2 separate regions of the Homo sapiens genome follow, and region 2 is linked to region 1. Evidence: chromatin contacts called from ENCODE Hi-C or POLR2A ChIA-PET data. All regions are on one chromosome and are shown on one strand. Each heading gives the region's core, a stretch centred on a gene start or an enhancer-like site at or near the end of the contact. The rest is flanking DNA. Distances are from core to core; before and after follow the strand shown. Region 1 has its middle 11 kb from the start of LINC01507. Region 2 overlaps LINC01507 (long intergenic non-protein coding RNA 1507).

Region 1 (3,649 bases), core at 69-2,568:
TACTAAAAATACAAAAATTAGCCGGACATGGTGGTGGGCGCTTGTAATCCCAGCTACTCCAGAGGCTGTGGCAGAGAATGCTTAAATATGTGAGGCGGAGGGTGCAGTGAGCCGAGATCTCCCCACTGCACTCCAGCCTGGGCGACAGAGCGAGACTCTGTCTCAAAAAAAAAAAAAAAAAAAAAAAAATCACTGAGGTAGCTAATGGGTGATGGTTGCCAACTGATTTCTGGTGTTGACAACTAGATTTCCTTTTTGTTCTCCCTTCAACTTCAGTCATCCTGTAGTTACCACTTGCTGTCCCTCCCTGACATGAGCACTTGTTTTATGTTTGTTTTTTTTTTGAGACGGAGTTTTATTCTTGTTGCCCAGGCTGGAGTGCAATGGCATGATCTTAGCTCACTGCAACCTCTGACTCCCGGGTTCAAGCAATTCTTCTGCCTCAGCCCTGCCAGTAGCTGAGATTACAGGCATGTGCCACGTAGAGACGGGGTTTCACCATGTTAGTCAGGCTGGTCTTGAACTCTTGACCTCAGGTGATCTGCTCGCCTTGGCCTCCCAAAGTGCTGGGATTACAGGCGTGAGCCCCCATGCCCGCCCTGAGTACTTGTTATTTCATACTAAGTAATGAATACTACAGTTTGTTAAGTTCAATGCCTAACTAAATATGACCGATGAATGCTTACCAGCCACCTGAAAGTTAAGACCGGCTATGAAGCACCACCCCCGATCCCAGGGGTTACAACTTGAAATCAACATTTGCATATACCTTTAGAAAAATTATTATGGAAATTTCTGGAATGTTGCCATACTCCCTATTTGAATTCAAATGATAATATAGTCAATTCAGGAAAGAAAATCATCCTAAAATTTCGTATTATGATTAGAAGTGTAATTTCGCTGAAATAGAAAATTTCTAATTATTAAATTTGATGAGTCACCACTCTCTAAGCAAAGATTCTGGGCACTGAGACTTTGGAGACAATGACTACACTCGGCCCTGTGCTTGCCACATTGTTAGCACTCTATAAATATTTGCTGCATTAAAACTGAAAAGGTCACCCACTCTTAAAGTCAGGGAAAGCTTTACTAATTTTTCTTGTGTTGCTTTAAAACAGCATGCTGATTAATTTCCACTATGAAAATAAAAAGTTTTCTGTCTAAATCTAGCTAAGAATTTAATAATAATGGAGGAGTAAGAGGATGGACTGAGAAAGAAAGAGAAAAGAAAAAAGGAAGAGAGCCAGAGGAAGAAAAGAGAAGGGAGGAAGGAAGGAAATGAAGACAGTCTGCACCCGCATTTGGTTGCTGTCCTGAGATTAAGCCCGACCACACGAAAACCCAAAGGAAGCAAGCATCATTTAACATTCAACTTGCAATTCATTTTGTGACTCTATCATTATGCCAGCTCATTTGTCTGCAGTTTAAAATGTGTTATAAAGTCAAAACTTAGAAGTAAAATTCTTTCACTTCCTGATACTAGAGTGAGCGTAGTACATCTGCCTGTTTTGGATCATTTCTAAGCATTTCTCAAAGGTTAGTTCCACTTTGCCTGAAAGATCGTGTTTTGAACCATTAAAAACTGTTGGCTCAAAACTTCGTCAGATCACAATTTCTTTTTTAAAATTATCTCTTGGCAGATATTATCATTTAAAAGGTTTAACATTAGTTACCCTGCTCTATTAATTTTATTTCTAAAATGTCTCTTGAATATATCTGCTTTTATCCATCCCTCTAGGCACTTTCATTATGTCCTTAACACCTCTCACCAAGCCTGTCACTAGGTCCTAGGTTGCCTTCCGTTCCAATCTTCACTAATTTAATTATTTCTTTAGGCTGTTAGCAGGATTATTTTCCCAGGAAATACGATACATCCTGAATTGTTTTTTTCTTCCAAACCCTTCAGGGGTTTGTATTTGCTTATATAACAAAAGTTTGGAGTACCTGGTAAATATTCAAGATCTTTTATCATTGACTTCTCAAATACCATCTCAGTCTCAACTTCTCCTCCCTTCCTTGTTATATTTCTGTACCAATGAGTTACACAAATGCACTGGATAGTTTCACATTTCTTTGTCTCTGTTCATGTTAATTCCTCATCCCAAAAGTCCTTACTCTGCTTTTACAGTTTTGGAAATCCTAGCTCAACTCAAATATCACTTCCTCCATGAAACCCTGAGTGTATTACTCAGCTGAAGGTAATTGTTCTTTCCTCTATCCCCTACGTGAAGTAAATTAATATGATGTTAGAGATGGAAAAAGTTTTACACTTCAATCATTCTCCATTCAGGCATCATCTTGGTATTGGAGAGGCAATTTAGTTTTCAATGAAAGATACAAATGAGAGTAAATAAAAGAAGTATTTATTGGCTCAAGTAACTGAAAATCCAGTAGTTCGGCTGGCTGAATTCAGTGCCTGGCTAATGTTCTCAGCGATCTGTCCCTTATTATATTTCCTGGCTCTGATTTTCTCCATGTTGGGTTCAGTCTTAAGCAGACCCTACACTCATATATGATGGGAAAGCGGTTCTCAGAAGCTCCAGATTTACATAGTATTTTTAGCTCTCAATCTCCGAAGGAGAGAAATCCTCTTTCACAGCATTTATATCAACTCGTCATATGACTTGGATTGTTTGGAGGTGGGACATGTGTCTACCTTGGGGCTATCATTGTCTCTGGGAAGCCTGGGTTATCGGATTGGCCAGTCTGGGTCATAAGCTTGTCTCTATGATGAAGGAGGTAGGGTCATGTGATGAACAGGCAGAATCATGTAGAGTGAGAAACGGTTTCCAAAAAAAGTAATTTTTATTTGTTACATTCTCTATTGGGTACTTTCATTTGCCCTCTGTTACAGCTAACTGTTTATTTGTATCTGATCTTTGAATTTTAAGATTATTGAGAGCAAGAATCAAAACACATTTAATAAATGTTTGTCTCTTAGCTGAATGAAGGACCCAACAGGCAGACAACAAATGAAATAATATCTAAAGTCACCATTTTATTTGACTTATGTTCTTTCATACCTTTTTAAACCTCATTGACGAGACTTGATACTTTCCTGTAATTAAGGAAAATTGGCCGTCACATAAAATGGTGGACAGGATTAATTTTGAGATACAATCAATTTACTTAAAATATCAGACCCCAAATACTTCTAGCCATGATTTGGCTAGCAAAAGCCATTATAAATTAAAGTTTTCCCCTTTAGAAAAATTATTGCTGTTACTAGAAAAAATGTTGATATCGTTTATTACCATTACTAAAACAACAACATTTGATGCTTGCATTAAAAAATTTATCATAATTTGACAGTTTTGTTTTATAGTTTTAGGAAATACAAGGTCTCTCCAAGTAGAGTATTAAAATCTTCAAAATGGGCCAGGCGCGGTGTCTCATGCCTGTAATCCCAGCACTTTGGGAGGCCAAGGCAGGCAGATCGTGAGGTCAGGAGTTCGAGACCTGCCTGGCCAACATGGTGAAACCCATCTCTACTAAAAATACAAAAAATTAGCCAGGCGTGGTGATGCACGCCTGTAATCCCAGCTACTCCGTAGGGTAAGGCAGGAGAATCGCTTGAACCCAGGAGGCGGAAGTTGCAGTGAGCCTAGATGGTGCCATTGCACTCCAGCCTGGGCGACAGCGAGACTCC
Region 2 (3,916 bases), core at 137-2,636, 46 kb after region 1:
GAGCCTGAGGGTGTTCCAGGAAACAATAATGTGCATATCTGGGAAATGAGCCTTACAGGCAGAGCGAACAGCCAAATGGGAAGGCTGTGAGGCAAGAATGTCCATGAGTATTTAGGGAACAGAAAGGGCACCAGTGTGTGAGGGAGAGAGGGATCAGAGTGGAGAGGAGAAGGAAATGATGTCAGCAAGGAAACGGAGAACATGGGTTGCTAGGGGTTTGGAGGCATTTAGAGGACTTTGGCTTTTGCTTTGAGCAAGCCATTATAGAGGTTTGAGTGATACAATCTGATTTAGGTTTTAACAGGATCTCTCTGGATGAATGTTAATTAAAAATTGTAGAAAAGTAAAAAAAAAAAAAAAAATTAGGGAGACCAATTCCTTTACAGAAGTGATTTACTCAAATATTTGCTTTCTACTCAGTAAAGAAATAGATCAGTGATGGGCAAAAAAATGGCCCATAGATCTTTTTGTATGACCTGTGAGCTAAGAATGATTCTTACATTTTGAAAGGGTTCTTGAAGAAAAAGAAAAAGGAGGAGAAAGGGGAACTACAGAAACTGTTTACGGCCTACAAAACATAAAATATTTAAAGTCTGGAAAATATTTGCTAAATCTTCAAGTAAAGGATGTAACTGGAAGTAGGTTCTCAATAAAATTGGAAACAGAAATACATGAGAAAATAGTTGCTAAAAACATTGTGAAGCGATAGGTGTTAAGAAATGTCTATGGTTTCATTCCCAACCTTCACAATGTCATAATTTCCACTGAGATATTGAAAAATATGGTCGGTTTGTAAAAGAATAAACAAAAAGGCACTGTGTCACCTAGACAATGTCATACATAAAATTGTATAGTAATAACAAAAATAATAACACAAAGTATTTTTATAGAACTTAAAATTTTACAAAGCATTTTCATGTTAATTACCTCATTTCACCTTCAAATCAACTGCATGGGAGAGGTATAATTTCCTTATTAGAAATTACTGTATCCTAAATCTTTAGTGATTGATTGCTCAAAAAAAGTTGACATCATAAATGCTACATCTGTTAACAGAGGTTGGTTTTCTCCTATGAGAACATTGGATACTAAAATCAACAGGGACTTGTAGTAAAAAAGGATAGACCATGAACACATATTAGCCTTGTGTTCCTCCTGAAAACATACTTAAATAAAAGTATAAAGATACCGAAATTAGTAGACCAATAAAAGTCAAGAGATTGTGGAAGTCATCAACCACAGAAAGGTTTTGTTACATGTCTGGAAAACAAAAAGTGAACTGGAGGGGTAATTAATAAAACAATCAAGAAGAGTATCTTAAGAAGCAACTGCACAAAGTCAGTCTGTTTTTGCTGAGCCTTCGGTATAGTCAAAGGCAGAAGTGTGTGAACAAAGTGAAACTGAAAGAGCCAATCCTGGACCCTGATTGGTTAACTGGACTCCAAGCAGCCATTGGCTGACTAGAGGTCACACAGGTACTTTGAATTCCCTCAAAATCCACACCATTTCAACCTGGGAACTTTCAGACATCACCTGAACCAACCAATTAGAGCTCGCCTGCCTAAGCCAATCAGGGCTCAGCTGTATGAACGAGGCAGGGCTTCTCTGTATCAGCTAATTAGAGCTCAGTTGCATCAAACTATTGGAACTCAGCTGTGTTGACCAATCTGAATTAAGCAAGTTTCTAACCTTTCATTTGTGTAAATGGACCTGAATGGGAACCTAGACAGAAAATTTCTGCTGTAAAACTCAAGCCTTCCCTGTAGGGTGAACCGTGTAGCCTAATATAAAACCTACCAAGAGAATTGCATGGGGCTATAGAAGCAAAGCCAAAAGATTACACTCTCATGCCTGTAATCCCAGCACTTTGGGAGGCCGAGGTAGGCGGATCATGAGGTCAGGAGTTCGAGACCAGCCTGGCCAACATAGTGAAACCCCGTCTCTACTAAAAATACAAAAAATTAGTTGGACATGGTGGCAGGTGCCTGTAATCCCAGCTACTCAGGAGACTGATACAGGAGAATGGCTTGAACCTGGGAGGTGGAGGTTGCAGTGAGCCAAGATCATGCCATTGCGCTCCAGCCTGGCTGGGTGACAAAGCAAGACTCTGTCTCAAAAAAAAAAAAAAAAAAAAAAAGATTCTACTCAGCATTGTCTACAGTCACACCCCCTAGGCCCTAGGAAGGGGGTGAGGATAGAAAGGGAAAATGAAAGAAAAAACAATAATACTATTATTATAGGGAAAGAAAGAAGAAAAAGAAGAAATACTACCTGCACGGAACTAATTATAAAAGTTAGAAGTGCCAGTGTCTCCAGGTGAGAAGAAACCAGTCAAATAATGTTGGAACCATGAAAAATCTGAAAGTAGTGATACTACCAAAGGATTGCACTAGCTCTCCATCAATGGATGGAGATTTAGTTAGGTTTGATTCCTAACCAAAATGGAAACTCAGAAGTGACAGGTAAAGAATTCAAAGCATGGATTGCAAGGAAGCTCAATGAGATCCAAGACAAAGTTGGAAATCAACACAAAGAAACTGCTAAAGCAATCCAGGAAAGGAGAGGAATGTGTAGTGACTGACAGCAAGGAGACAAAAGGTATTTTAGAGGAAAAAAGTCTATTTAATGAACTCCATAGGTCAGTAAAGTCTAGAGGACTCAGTATGTCCCCATATTGACTCTATATGACTTAAAATGGATTGTTGGTGATTAAGACAAGAAAAGGGGGAGTGAGAGTGTCAACCACAGTTTGCCAGCTATGGTTTATTGTCACTACCACAATTCCATCCCAAACTGGCCAACCCCAGATTCATTTTCTATGATTGAAAATTGTTCCTTTTTTTCCTCAAAAAAAGATAGAGGTGATTTTTTGTGGAATATCCTTGTCCAAATTTCCTTGTATTGTCCTGAAGCCCAAATATGCATTATTGTGTTTAATAATTTTTTTTCCTTTTTGGAGAATAAATGAAAATAATATGGTATTAATTTATTATTTTTAAATACGTCTGACATATCATCTTTCTTCCTAGTTCCTCTAGGAAGTCTTTGTCCAAAATTTGTACCAGTTTGTTTTGTTCCAGAAAACAAAATCAAGAGATTATTCCTAATTGAACTCTCTCCAAATGATAGCAAGGAATTATGGTTACATGCCATAACTGTAAACCATTTATGCCGTGGTTAGAAAGGGCTGATAATATTTCTCCTCTTTTCAAACAAAATTTGGGTCTGAGCAAAAACTTTTTGTGTTCTACCAACCTCAGCCTTTTTGGGAATGGAACTCCAAATTTGCTCTGACATGCTATAAAAGGAATCTTATGAGGAGAGGGCTAAAACCAATTTTATAGTATGTTAATTATGTACAGTGTTATTTTAAATAGATGTTTTAAAATGTAACATATGAAAAATTTTTAGAGAGCTTTGTTCTTGGTTCTGAAACTTCCGCATGTCATATATCTGATACACCACATCAGCCCCAAGAGAGAAAAACACATTACTGAAATAAGCCTGAGAAACAAGATTCAAACTAGACAAATCTCTGTAGGATTTTCAAATCTTTCTTGTCATGCTGAAGCTTCTAGCTCCTAGGACAGTAACACACATTTCTCTTTTCCTGACACTGAAGATCATGTCTCCTCTCTTGGGCATAAGAAGGTTTAGAGTGATATGTAGGTGACAATAATGTGTGGTGAGGAGTAGGTCCAGCTGGCATGCTCACAAAGACCAAATTGTGTTGATCATATTTTAATTCAATACATTTCTCCAACATTAACTGGCAAATAAATTATATACTTGCTTTCTAGACATATTTCAGGAAGACCAGAAAACATGGATTCTTTTATTTTATTTATTTTATTATACTTTAAGTTTTAGGGTACATGTGCACAATGTACAGGTTTGTTACATATGTACACATGTG

Evidence for each region. A loop is a pair of places that touch in the nucleus more often than their neighbours do. ChIA-PET counts read pairs that join two places held with the same protein, here RNA polymerase II (POLR2A). Pooled maps may share reads with other maps.
Region 2: a pooled map shows a loop between it and region 1 (2.3-fold over the local background). The contact joins two enhancer-like sites. A Hi-C loop is called at or near these places in 2 of 50 pooled maps. POLR2A ChIA-PET finds 5 or more read pairs at or near these places in 2 of 52 experiments (activated CD8-positive, alpha-beta memory T cell and activated naive CD4-positive, alpha-beta T cell).

Annotation. Positions count from the first base shown.
Region 1 is chr9:79,811,318-79,814,966 of GRCh38, forward strand. No RefSeq gene overlaps it. Among named protein-coding and RNA genes, the nearest start is that of LINC01507, 11 kb to the right of the region's middle. Within about 2 kb of position 1,319, at least 2 of the 41 ENCODE cell types and tissues checked have a DNase peak (open chromatin) inside an H3K27ac peak, as active enhancers do.
Region 2 is chr9:79,857,250-79,861,165 of GRCh38, forward strand. The region is part of intron 1 of LINC01507 (long intergenic non-protein coding RNA 1507); the gene reads left to right. Among named protein-coding and RNA genes, the nearest start is that of LINC01507, 35 kb to the left of the region's middle. Within about 2 kb of position 1,387, at least 3 of the 41 ENCODE cell types and tissues checked have a DNase peak (open chromatin) inside an H3K27ac peak, as active enhancers do.